Linked DNA regions of Homo sapiens: all the other regions are linked to region 2. Evidence: chromatin contacts called from ENCODE Hi-C or POLR2A ChIA-PET data. All regions are on one chromosome and are shown on one strand. The core of a region is the stretch at or near the end of the contact, and the rest is flanking DNA. Distances in the headings are between cores, read along the strand shown. Region 1 has its middle 15 kb from the start of LINC02970. Region 2 holds the start of LAMA5 (laminin subunit alpha 5). Region 3 holds the start of PSMA7 (proteasome 20S subunit alpha 7).

Evidence for each region. Hi-C counts contacts between places; a loop is a spot of excess contacts on that map. ChIA-PET counts read pairs that join two places held with the same protein, here RNA polymerase II (POLR2A). Pooled maps may share reads with other maps.
Region 1: a pooled map shows a loop between it and region 2 (2.3-fold over the local background). The contact joins the enhancer-like site here to the promoter of LAMA5 in region 2. A Hi-C loop is called at or near these places in 1 of 168 maps with a recorded cell type or tissue (PC-9) and 1 of 50 pooled maps. POLR2A ChIA-PET finds 5 or more read pairs at or near these places in 3 of 52 experiments (HepG2, MCF 10A and PC-3).
Region 3: a loop to region 2 is called in a pooled map, with 2.8 times the contacts of the local background. The contact joins the promoter of PSMA7 here to the promoter of LAMA5 in region 2. A Hi-C loop is called at or near these places in 4 of 168 maps with a recorded cell type or tissue (PC-9, Right ventricle myocardium inferior, ascending aorta and 1 more) and 5 of 50 pooled maps. POLR2A ChIA-PET finds 5 or more read pairs at or near these places in 2 of 52 experiments (H1 and MCF 10A).

Annotation. Positions count from the first base shown.
Region 1 is chr20:62,616,753-62,620,616 of GRCh38, reverse strand. No RefSeq gene overlaps it. Among named protein-coding and RNA genes, the nearest start is that of LINC02970, 15 kb to the right of the region's middle. RefSeq lists enhancers at 1,946-1,995, 3,663-3,812. Within about 2 kb of position 2,381, at least 28 of the 41 ENCODE cell types and tissues checked have a DNase peak (open chromatin) inside an H3K27ac peak, as active enhancers do; they include PC-3 and PC-9, where a contact is called at or near this core.
Region 2 is chr20:62,365,108-62,368,742 of GRCh38, reverse strand. LAMA5 (laminin subunit alpha 5) reads left to right here and starts at 1,431. Exons shown (of 80, transcript NM_005560.6): 1 at 1,431-1,794. The coding sequence starts at 1,498. RefSeq lists a silencer at 1,308-1,747 and enhancers at 1,927-2,626, 3,325-3,635.
Region 3 is chr20:62,141,670-62,145,439 of GRCh38, reverse strand. PSMA7 (proteasome 20S subunit alpha 7) reads left to right here and starts at 2,046. Exons shown (of 7, transcript NM_002792.4): 1 at 2,046-2,232. The coding sequence starts at 2,137. SS18L1 (SS18L1 subunit of BAF chromatin remodeling complex) reads right to left here and starts at 1,671. Exons shown (of 11, transcript NM_198935.3): 1 at 1,551-1,671. The coding sequence starts at 1,619. RefSeq lists silencers at 1,195-1,244, 1,275-1,334, 1,455-2,164, 2,205-2,844.

The DNA.
Region 1 (3,864 bases), core at 1,132-3,631, 250 kb before region 2:
AGGGATGCCTGCAGGTGGGGGCCAGCAATGAGGCCTTCGAAACCCCAATGCCATGACTCTGTGGGGGATTTGGCACAGAGGGTTTTATTGTATTGTCTTAAAAATTTAAAACCAATACCCATTTCCATTATTAAAAACTTTCAAGTTTGTTTGAAACAATTTGGGTGACAATATACTTTTTTACTCTACATTTTATTAAATCTAAATACAATCAAGGATTTCTGATAAAAATTTAGTGTCTGATTGAGATGGTCTATAAGTGTAAAACAAACACTAGATTTTAAAGACTTAGTAGAAAAAAGGGAGAGTAAAATCACTCTTTAATAATTCTTTAGGCCAGGCATGGTGGGTCATGCCTGTGATTCCAGCACTCTGGGAGGCCAAGGCAGGTGGATCACCTGAGGTCAGGAGTTCGAAACCAGCCTGGCCAACATGGCGAAACCCCATCTCTACTAAAAATACAAAAATTAGCTGGGCATGGGGTGGCACACGCCTGCAATCCCAGCTACTCGGGAGGCTGAGGCAGGAGAATCACTTGAACCCGGGAGGCAGAGGTTGCAGTGAGCCGAGATTGCGCCACTGTGCCCCAGCGTGGGTGACAGAGCGAGACTCCATCCCTCAAAATAATAATTCTTTGTATTGATTATCCAAGTGATAATATTATGGCTCTATTGGATTTAAATAAAAATAGTATTGGCTGGGTGCCGTGGCTCATGCCTGTAATCCCAGCACTTTGGGAGGCCGAGGCGGGCGGATCACCTGAGGTTGGGAATTCGAGACCAGCCTGACCAGCATGGAGAAACCCTGTCTCTACTAAAAATACAAAATTAGCTGGGCGTGGTGGCGCATACCTGTAATCCCAGCTACTTGGGAGGCTGAGGCAGGAGAATAGCTTGAACCTGGGAGCTAAAGTTTGCAGTGAACCGAGATTGTGCCATTACACTGCAGCTGGGGCAACAAGAGCGAAACTCCGTATCAAAAAATAAATAAATAAATAAAAAAGTATTAAAATTAATCTCATTTGTTTATTTTCCCTTTTGTCAGTATGGCTGCCAGCACAGGTAAACTTACATGCGTGGCTTTGCTACATTTTTACTGGACTCTGCTCTTCTAGATGCTCAGAACTCTTCGAAGCCTGCAGGTTTGAACACACCACCTAGCAGAAGCTCGGAAAGGGCGGCTTGCAGCCACACAGCTCCGCAGCTCCATTATCTGGTGCCCAGCAGGGGAGGGGGTGTGGCGTGTGAGTGGGCATGAGCGTGCACAGGTTTGTCGGCGTGTGTGTCTCTGTTTGGGGGGACTGTGTGTGGGTGTCCATGTCACTCTTCTGAGGCAGGGACAGTCTGGGCCGTGGTTCCTAGGATGGGACCAGAGGCCTCTCATCTCGCGCCGAAGAAACCCTGCAGATGAACAATCTGGTCTGGCATTTCAGAGACAGAGTGGCCCATCCCCCGACTGGCCCAGCATTTTGGGGATAGAGTGGGCTGTCTCCACTGACCCCCCGCTTTGTGGAAGGAAGCTCTGCTCACCAGCCAGGGGGCAAGAGGAGACGCTGCTCCCCGTGCAGAACCGGGGGCTGCTTTAGGTTCTTGGGTAGTGGGGCCCAGCCTGGAAGCTTCCTCTTTCTCTGGCCCCACAGTCAGCCCACACAGGATGGAGCCTTCAGGGAGGTCCCTGGTGGTCCTCCAGCCCTGGTGAGTCAGGAGCGTTGGGCGGGAAGGTCGGTCTGTGTGGCTGACCTGACACCTCCACCTGGGTGCATTTACCCGGGGGAGAGAATTCCTCCCCTCAGAGCCCCGGGGAGGGGCTGGGCTCTGGGGTTGCTGGCTGCTCCTGGCCTTAGCTGCCCGTGTCAAATGCCACATCCTGGGACCTCGTGATCTCAAAATTACTCAGACCTGGGACCCCCTTGTACAGGAAACGGCAGGTCATGTGGGGTCACCGGGGTTTCACAGTGAACTGTCATGGGGAACCAGAGTGGAAATATTTGCAAAGCCATCATTCTTTTCTTAGACAAAATCTCCCATCTTCTGCATGGGTGGGGCAGTTTTCCAAGGCATGACCTACGGATGTGGAGGGGGTTGGGGTTGTGACCTTTGGCTGGGGGCAGGTGGGGGTCAGGTGTGAGGCCAGACCTAGGCCTGGCCTCGAGTCTCTGCCCTATGCCATCTGTAAAATGGGCCCACGGATCCCTCCAGCCTCCTGGTCTCTGGGGGAGAAACAGACGAACCCTGTGGGGCTCTCAGGGCTGGCCGTGCAGGAGACAGGTCCTAGTGGGGCACAAACAGGAAGCCTGCCTGGGGTAGTGTCGGCTGAGGAGCCGCCACCCCTTCCTCCTCGTGTCTCACAGTGGGCCTGGCAGGCCGATTCGGGGCCTTCCCGGAGCTGCAGAGCCCTGGCATTGCTGAGTCACATCCGAGAACAGGAGGGTGGAGAACTCCCAGGCGGGGACAAGTGTCCTCAGGGTCTGCTGTCCCGCTGTGTGCCCGGAATGGCCTGACCCACCCACCTCCGGCTTCTCTCCCGGTTGTCACGTGAGACTGTGAGACCCCAAGGAGGCGCCAATGGCTTTTATTTCATCAAAATCTCGTGGATTTCAAGAAAGCAGAAGACCTGGGCCACTGTGGGTGTCACCCCTCCGGGTGCCCAAATTGGCTTTTCCTGGAGCCCCTTCCAGCGCCTCAGCTGGGCTCTGGAGTGACACGCAGAGTCACAGGTGCCCCAGGCTCACATCTTCATTGCTCAGTGATGTCTTGGCCCCAGGCAAGGCTGGGCCCCTAGGTGGCCTTGGGGCAGGGGACCCCACTGACCTCACTGACCACTGCCTCCTGGGATCATCCCAGTATGTGCTGGTGACTTCTGCATATGCTGCGGGCATTTTTCTATGCATAGACATATTATATTTTTGAAAATATAAGAAGGAATAAAAGGAAACACTCACCCAGATCCAGATCTCTGTAACTGCTGCATAAGCTGCCCCAGGCACTGTGGGGGCCCACCTGGTTCCTGCTGCCCATGAGGGAAGGAGGTCACCTGCAGGCCCACCTGGCCATTTGTCAGTCTTGGGGGCAGAAAGCCAACACCCTCGGGGTCTCATGAGAGCAGGGAGGGCCTCTAGCAAAGCCGCAGCTGACCACGGCCACACTTGTGTCCCTCGGGGCTGGCTGGGATCCGCAGCCACTGCGTTGCCCCATGGGAGGGAAAGACTCTTGCGGGCCCCGCTCCAGGGACGATGTCTCCATAACTCGGTGTAACTGGGAACCATTGAATCAGAGCACTTCTTTTTAAACGGTTTTCAGTCATGCTTGAGGGAAGGAGCCTGTTCTTCCACCGGTAGGTACAGCTGCCAAAGCTGACATCTCAGGGTCTTTTTTTAAAAAGTCTTTCTCGTAACTCTAATCAGTTCTGCATGCAGGAAGTCCAATTGGGCCTCACGTCACCACCAAATGCGTGGGGTTCCGGGAGGCACAGAGGCCCCAACAGCCCAATCCCTGCGTGGGGTCCACTCCTCTCCCTGCGGGTGTGGACCTGTGAAGTCCCCGGGGCCTTCCCACTGGCCTCCCAGGCAGTGCCTCTCCTGGCCATGAGAGGGCAGCCTCGCCCCTGCTGAGCCCAGGCACCCAGCGACCCCAGCTGGAATCTGCTGCTGTGTGGATGTCCGTCGGCCCCTGCTGGGAGCCCTCCTGGGACTCCTCGGAAACCAGCATCTCTGAGGAGGAACAGGAAGGTCTCTGATGAGCTATAGTCCCCACGGCCCTTGATGGGCACCCTGAGCAGGGTGGAGCAGCGGGGTGGATAGATTTGGGATCCCAGAACACTAAGGTGCAGGGAAGCTCAACTTCAGCATCTACCTGCAAGCTCCAG
Region 2 (3,635 bases), core at 182-2,681:
TCCTTGATGTCTCCGCCCCCTCTCCAGCCAGCCCCTCCCCCACTTGGAGCTTCTCCTGCCAAGGGGAGCCGCCTCCTCTCCCCCCTCCCCCAGGTGGGAGAACTAATAGTGAAGTTATGGAAGAATTGCCGGGCCGGAAAGTAGGAGGAGGGAGAGAGGGTCCCATCGCCCTCCCGACTCCGTAGAGAAAGGGCCATACACCCTCTTGGGATTTGAGATTTGCAGGAGGCCAGGGCGCCAGGAAGGTGTGCAAGGAGGTGCACCCTCCAGGGACAGCTGCTAGCTCAGAACCCCCACCAGAACCGGCTGGCCAGTGCCCCACAAACCCACCCAGCCCCCCGGGACTGTCCAGGGAACCCAGCGAGAGATGAGCCCCACAGCCCATCTGGGACCATGGCCCGCCCAGCTGGCCTGGCTCAGGGATGGGGGTTTGCTGCCAGCTCGGCAGCTGCAGCCCCACCCCGCCGCCACCCCCTCGGGGCTTCCCTGGAGGCAGATTTGGCCCCGGAGCCCAAGGGAAGTAGGAGACCCAGGGCCGCAGCCACCCAAAGGCAGACGAAGACCTGATCTCGGCCTCTAGGTCCTGTGCTGTTTGCCAGGCGTCCTCGAGCCGCCGATCGTGGCAGGAACGCGTGCGCGGCTGTGCAGCGGGTTGGAGGCCAGGCCGAGAGAGCTGGTGGAGTCCACCGGGCCCCGGAGCACAGGTGCTTCCAGGCACCCAGCAGGTGCTCAGCAGCTGTGACCAGAGCCCCCGACCTCCTTAAGAGCCAATTTGGCGGCTGTGGGGCCATGAGCACCGCCCCCGTCCTCTAAAGGGGGCTGCAGCTGCAGGCCAGTCCCTCCTGCCCCTATTTCCCTATCTGAGAGTATTTTTAAGCCCTGCTGGGGCAGGCGGGAGCCAGGCCGAGTTGAACCTGACCTGGCTGCCCCAGGAAGCAGGGGGTTCCCACCTAGGCTGCCCCGTTCCTCTGCAGATGGTCATTCGCGGGTGCAGAGGGCACCTTCCCGCAGCCAGCAGGACGGACGCTGTTGGGGGAGGAGCGGGGGCAGCCGAGTGGTGCACCCAAGTTAGGGGAACAAAGAGTGGGCCCCTGGGCTGGGAGGAGCTGGTGGGCGCTCTGGGGGCCAGGGCGTCGTGGGGAGCGCTAGGGTCCCACCCGGGACCCGGAGCTACGACCTGGGCTGGGGGCCCGGCGGCGCCGTCGTCCCACGGCCTGGCCCGAGGCCAGCAGGTGCCCCTTCCGGGAGGCGGCCGGGCCGGGGTCCGAAGGGTTAAGGCCGCCCGGCCGCCCCTCCCCCTCCTCTCTCCTTCCCCCCCCCACCCCGCCTCCCCGGACCTCTCCCCGGGGCTCGGGGCTCGGGCGCTCGGGCGGGCCGGGGCGGGGCCTGACGTCCGCGGGCGGAGCGAGCCCTGCCGGCCGCCTGGCTTCAGACCCGCCGGGCTCCCGCCGCGCGCGCTGTCCCTGGAGCTCGGGGACGCGGCCCGGAGCCGGGAAGATGGCGAAGCGGCTCTGCGCGGGGAGCGCACTGTGTGTTCGCGGCCCCCGGGGCCCCGCGCCGCTGCTGCTGGTCGGGCTGGCGCTGCTGGGCGCGGCGCGGGCGCGGGAGGAGGCGGGCGGCGGCTTCAGCCTGCACCCGCCCTACTTCAACCTGGCCGAGGGCGCCCGCATCGCCGCCTCCGCGACCTGCGGAGAGGAGGCCCCGGCGCGCGGCTCCCCGCGCCCCACCGAGGACCTTTACTGCAAGCTGGTAGGGGGCCCCGTGGCCGGCGGCGACCCCAACCAGACCATCCGGGTGAGCGCAGGGGCGGGCCGTGGGGCTTCCTCCCGGGGCACTCGGACCCGGAACACCGGCCCGACCCCAGGGGGAGCGCCGTGGCCCGGGGCGAGTCCAGGTGCGGACTCTCTGGTTCCGCATTTTGGGGGCCCAAGAAGGCACCCCGACCCGGCCGCTCCGTCTCGGCCGGGAAACTTCGCGTCCCTCCGGGAAGGCGGAATTAAAGTCCCCGGCATGGACCCGGGGGCGGCTGGGCGCCGGTCCAGTTCGACTGCGGTGACCGGGGCGGGAGGGGGGCCGGGCCCAGTCCCTGGCGGCCCCAAGTCCGGGATCCCGGGGAGGGCGGGACTTGGCCTCCGCCGCCTGCTGCCGGTGGGGAGGGGGCGCAGCTCCGCCCTACCCGGGACAGGCTGGAACCTGTTGGCCTCTGGATGGGGTGGGAGGGGCCAGCCACCTGAGGCTCCCACTAGCCCCTCTCGGAGGAGTCTAGGGACTCGAGGAGACCTCCAAAGTAGGGGAGGGCCAGCTGCGAAGTTTTGACTGGGGCTGGGAACACGTGGCTCCCAGGAGGGGCAGCATCTCTGCCCAGCAGGTGGTAGGGTCCGGGGGCTTCAGTCTCCCTGGGAGATGTGGGTTCAGGCCCTGAAGACCCCCTGGGGTGCATGTCCCCTCCCCAACAAGCCTTAAACCTGTAGGCGGGTTCTGTTGGTGGACTCCATGCATGGACACCTCACCTGAAAACCAAGGCTCTTGGGGCCCTGTAGACTTAGGTTGGGCCTGGGGTCAGCCTTGGGTGAGGAGCAGCAAAGTCAGCTCCAACGGCTCCCAACCGGCCGCTCTAGGCCCATTCCCCACCTCAGCCCCACCTTAGGGAGAGTCTAGGGGCCCTGAGGGCCTGTGTAACCTGAGCTGTCTCCTCCCTGGTACCTCTGCCTTCCCGGAAGGAGAGGCTGGGGCAGGGGCGAGTAGCTGGAGATTTGCTGGGTGGGGGCAGAGGGCCCTGGAGCAAGACGTTATGGGGATGAATGGAGGAGCCTGGGCTGGGCCCGCCCCCTCTGCCTGCCCCACCCCCTTGGCCCTGGTGGAGGGGGAAGGAGCCTCCCCAGGCTTCTGGGCTCACCGTTCTCTCCTTAAGCCCAGCACAGTCCTCTGAGATAGGAGGTCTCAAGCCCACACTTCAGATGGGGGATCTGAGCCCTGGAAAGCTGCTGACACCTGCTTGGAGCCCCCCAGCCAGAACAGGGTCCAGCGGGGGTTAGCTGTGGGAACCTGGGTGCCTCCTGGCTGCCCCCTTATCTGGTCAACTCAGAGGGGCCGGGTCTCAGGACGGAGGGCCTGTGACTGTCTCCTTACCTGCTGCCACACCTCACCACAGAGGGCCTGGCTGAGTGTCCCCAGCTGAGATTTTGCCGTTCTGGCAGGGGAGGCTCCAGGTGCCCTGTGAACCTCAGACCACCCCCCCACAGCCTGCCCATGCTGCGTGGCTGGGGGCCACAGGCCCCCTCTCAGATCTGTCTCCTCTGTGGGGGCTTATTACCCCCGTCTCGTGAGTAAAGGGCCAGCCTGTAGTCAACGCCCCTCTCCTCTGCCTCAGCTGTGTGGCTTCCCTCTGTCAGCCTCAAGCTGTCTTTAAAATGGGCACAGCGTGCTGGCCCCCCTCACCTGAGACTGTGAGCTTGGCCCGAGGAGCCTGGGAAGTGGCCACAGTTTCAGTGGCAGCTGTGGGCTGTGGTGCTCCATGCCTCAGAGCCAGCTTGGATGAGAAACCAGCCGGCCTCGCCCAGCTCATGTCTAGCAATAGAGGTGAACCCTTCGCTTCCAAAGTCTCGAGCTCTGAGCAGTGAGTGCCCGCTGAGGCT
Region 3 (3,770 bases), core at 797-3,296, 220 kb after region 2:
GCTTGACCTCCGCCTGGCCAAATGTTCCCAGATCAAGGGGCACCAACAGAGCAGACCCTGGAGCCACCGTATGGGATCGACACCTGGCTGTGCCACTTACCAGCAAGGCATTTAGCCCCCCTAGGCCTCAGTGTCCACTTACCAGCAAGGCACGGCCTCCCTAGGCCGCAGCCTCTTTAGCTATTAAACGGGATGCCAGTAGCTTCTATGAAGAATTGGATGAATCAAGATTTATAAAACCCCTAGAACAGTGTCTGGGATACGGTAAGCGCCACATAAGTGTTTACTAAGTAAATTAAAATGCCACACTTGTAAATCTGTATTTCTGCTATTCTCAATCTCTCCTGTTCAGAGTTGGCCAAGGTTCTCATTTGTTAAGACCATCAAATTTCTAAAACTAGCAACAGCAAAGGTAGTCTCAAAATAGGCGATAGATTTAGGACAACTTCCACAGGAGACTGGCACGTCATCAAGGAATAACAGCCTCAGTCAAGGTCAAGGTGAACCCCCTTAGGGAGACAAGCGGCTCCTGGGAACCTAGGAATACCACTGTTTATCCCTGCAATCCCACCAGGGTGAAGACGGAGTCAGAGTTTAGGAAAAAAAACCAATGTCATTCCAACAGATGTTGTGACAACTGAAACGGGTATGGCTAATGCTGATTTTCTTCCGAATCTGTCTTCTACAGAAAAAACAGCAGAAAATACAAAGTCTCAATTTCAAAACTTAGGGCTTTGGATAACGGTGTCCCAAACCCACATAAACGCTGTCTCTTGAAAACCACAAGGCCGAACTTACGGAGCTAGAAGAAAGGTTGTGGAGCAAATCCGTCAAGTTTGTTAGGCGAGGCGGCTGGCGAGGGTGTCACGCTGAAACCCGGCGTAGCCGCGAGGATACGGAGGGGGCGGTGCGCTCCCTACGGGGCCGGGCTGCGTAACGATGCCCCGCAAATGGGGATCGGGACGCGTCCTTCCGTGCCTCCATCGTTCGCGCCTCGCTCCAGGAGCAAGAGGGGCAGCCCCGGCCACAGTCCCCGCGGTCGCAAGTGCGCCCGGAGGCCGACCCGGGCCCCTCACCACTAACCAAAATGAGCGCAGAAAACGAGTACCGCCCGCCGTCGCCACCGAAGCTGGCTGCGGAGCGCGACAAGCCCTCGCCGCGGCTCCGGCCCCGAGGGGTCCCCGTGCGCCCGGCATAGCCCAGGACAGTTCCCAGCGCGCGCCGCGGACTCGGGGGACAGCGCGCTCGGGGGCCGGCAGCCTCCAGCGTCCGCCCGGCCCCCACCGCCCAGTGCCCCGGCCCGAGGGACCCGCGCGCCCCAACAAAGTTGGCGCAGGCTCTCCGGGGACCGCCCCCCACACGGCCGGGTGCCCGCCGGCGCGCAGGCGTGGGACGCGGGGAAGGGCACGGGGCCGCCGTCGGGGCTCGCGGCCGCCCGGCTGCGCCCCGGCTTTGTTCGCGCCCCGCGCCCGCCAGCTGCCCGCGCCCCGTCCCCGCGCGCGCCCGCCCGCAGACCCGCCGCCCAGCGCCGCCGCTCCGGCCCGGCCCACCTTCTGGATGGTTTGCTGCGTAACCTCCCCTTTGCCTCTTGGCCGGGCAGACGCGAAGGCCACGGACATGGTGGCGGCGCGGGGCTCAGCCCGTGGTCATCGAGGTGGATACTCCGGCTGCGCTGGGCGGCCCGAGGCGCTCATTATCCGCAGTCGCGGAGGGGGGGAAGGGGGCGGGAGCGCGGGGGGCGCCGCGTCGTGGGCTCGTCCGCCCCGTCGCCGTCGCCGCGCCTCCGGGCCCGCGGCGCCGCCGCTCCGCCCTGCAGAACGGTCTGCGGCCCAGTGCCGAACGGTGGCCCCCGGCGACCCCCTCGCACCCAGCGCCCGGCCCTCGCCGGAGCACCGCCTCCCACCCCCGGCCACCGGTGGTTCGGCCTGACCCCGCCCCGGCGCGCGCCATCACGTCCGCCCGACGCCGCCTGACGCTGCCCGTCGCCGCCTGACGCCGCCCGTCGCCGGCAGCGCAGGACACGGCGCCGAGGGTGGGGCGCGGGCGTAGTGGCGCCGGGAGTCGCGGGTGCGCGCGGGCCGTGAGTGTGCGCTTTTGAGAGTCGCGGCGGAAGGAGCCCGGCCGCCGCCCGCCGGCATGAGCTACGACCGCGCCATCACCGTCTTCTCGCCCGACGGCCACCTCTTCCAAGTGGAGTACGCGCAGGAGGCCGTCAAGAAGGGCTCGACCGCGGTGAGGCGGCGGGGCCTGCGCGGGGCCGGGGACGCGGGCGGAAGTGGGGCTGGGGAGCCCAGAGAGGGCCGGGGCCGGGCGCGGCGCTGTGGGCGCCCGCGGGCGTGCGCGGGGCAGCGGCGCGGGCGGTCAGGGCTGTAGCTGAGCGCGGGCCCCGCTGCCGGTCTCCACGAGTGCCTGCAGAGGCGGCGTTTGGCGTGAGCCGCGAGCGCTCGTTCTCCCCACTCAGCGCCTCGCTTGGGGCCCGGCCTCGCGTGGGGCCCCGGGCACGGGGGCCGTGACGACGCCATCTTGAGCACCCCTGGCCCCGGCCGGGCGCGTGGGTCGCGCCGCCGCCCCGGCGAGCAGAGGCCGGGCGAGGGCCGCTCTGGGCCGCGGAGCGCGGGGGGTAGGCCGTGCGCTCGCTGGGGGGCTGTTCACGCAGCCGGGTGGCTGGGGAGCGAACTACTCAAACCCCCCTTATGGGGACCCCCACCCGCTCCGGGGCAACACTTATTCTCTAGGCCCAGGTGGGCTTCGAGAACAAAGCGGCTCGCTGGCCTGGCCGGTGGCGGGCGCCTCCCAGGTCTCCGCACTCTGCCGGGAGGAGCCTTCCCGGGGCCGGGCTGCAGCCGCCCGGGTCAGGACTGGTTTGGACGCGGCCGTTTCGTTTTGACGAGGGCTCGTGTACATTGACCTTAGTGACATTGTTTGAAACTTAAATTCGTACCATCAAGACGTGTCAGTTTAATTGGTCAGTCTGTGAGATCGTTATTCTTTTATCATCTGGTATTCAGAGGTTTGAGCAGGCAGAGAAAGCAGCACACACGGTTCTGTAAATTTTGATTTGTTTTCATTTTCTGAATCTTTGTTTTGAAATGAAGGCCCAGTATTCATCAGGTGATCTAACTCAGCTTAAAGAGGACTAGGAGTCGGCTGACCCCTGTACCCACCCCAATACTGCCACCCCCGCCAGCTGGCCGCCGCTGGCTTTAACGAACCCATATAGCTTCTCTGGGCCTCGAGTCAGTCGAAGGTCAAGTGAGTCAGTACCTGAGAAAGCTCCCAGAAAACCCAAACACTTCAGATCAATACTTCTCAGCCAGGGATGGTTTTGGGCCCACACGGAGCCACTGGCAGTGTGTGGAGACTTTTCCAGTGGTAAGACCTTGCAGAGGTGCTCTTGGCATTTGGAGGGTAGAGGCCAGGGACGCTGCTCAATATCCCACCCGTGCTCAGGGCGGCAGGCACAGGGAGATCCCCCTGCCCAGGTGCTCACAGTGCTGAGCTGGAGAAGCCCTGCTCTAAACCAGGAGGCGCTGTTTATCCCAATGATGGTTCCCTTTGTTTCTGGCTTGACTCGGGTTGACTGTCAGTGATTGTTCATGCTTTTAATAACAGCCATATCCTTCTCCAGCATCAGCCATAAACAGTTTGGGATAACACTTGACACCTTGTCCACTGACGGCAAATCAGGCCCCTTCTCATGGCTGTCACATGAGTATGTCACAGTGCAGGAAACAGTGCATTGTGGCTCAATATAATTTCACAACTACAGA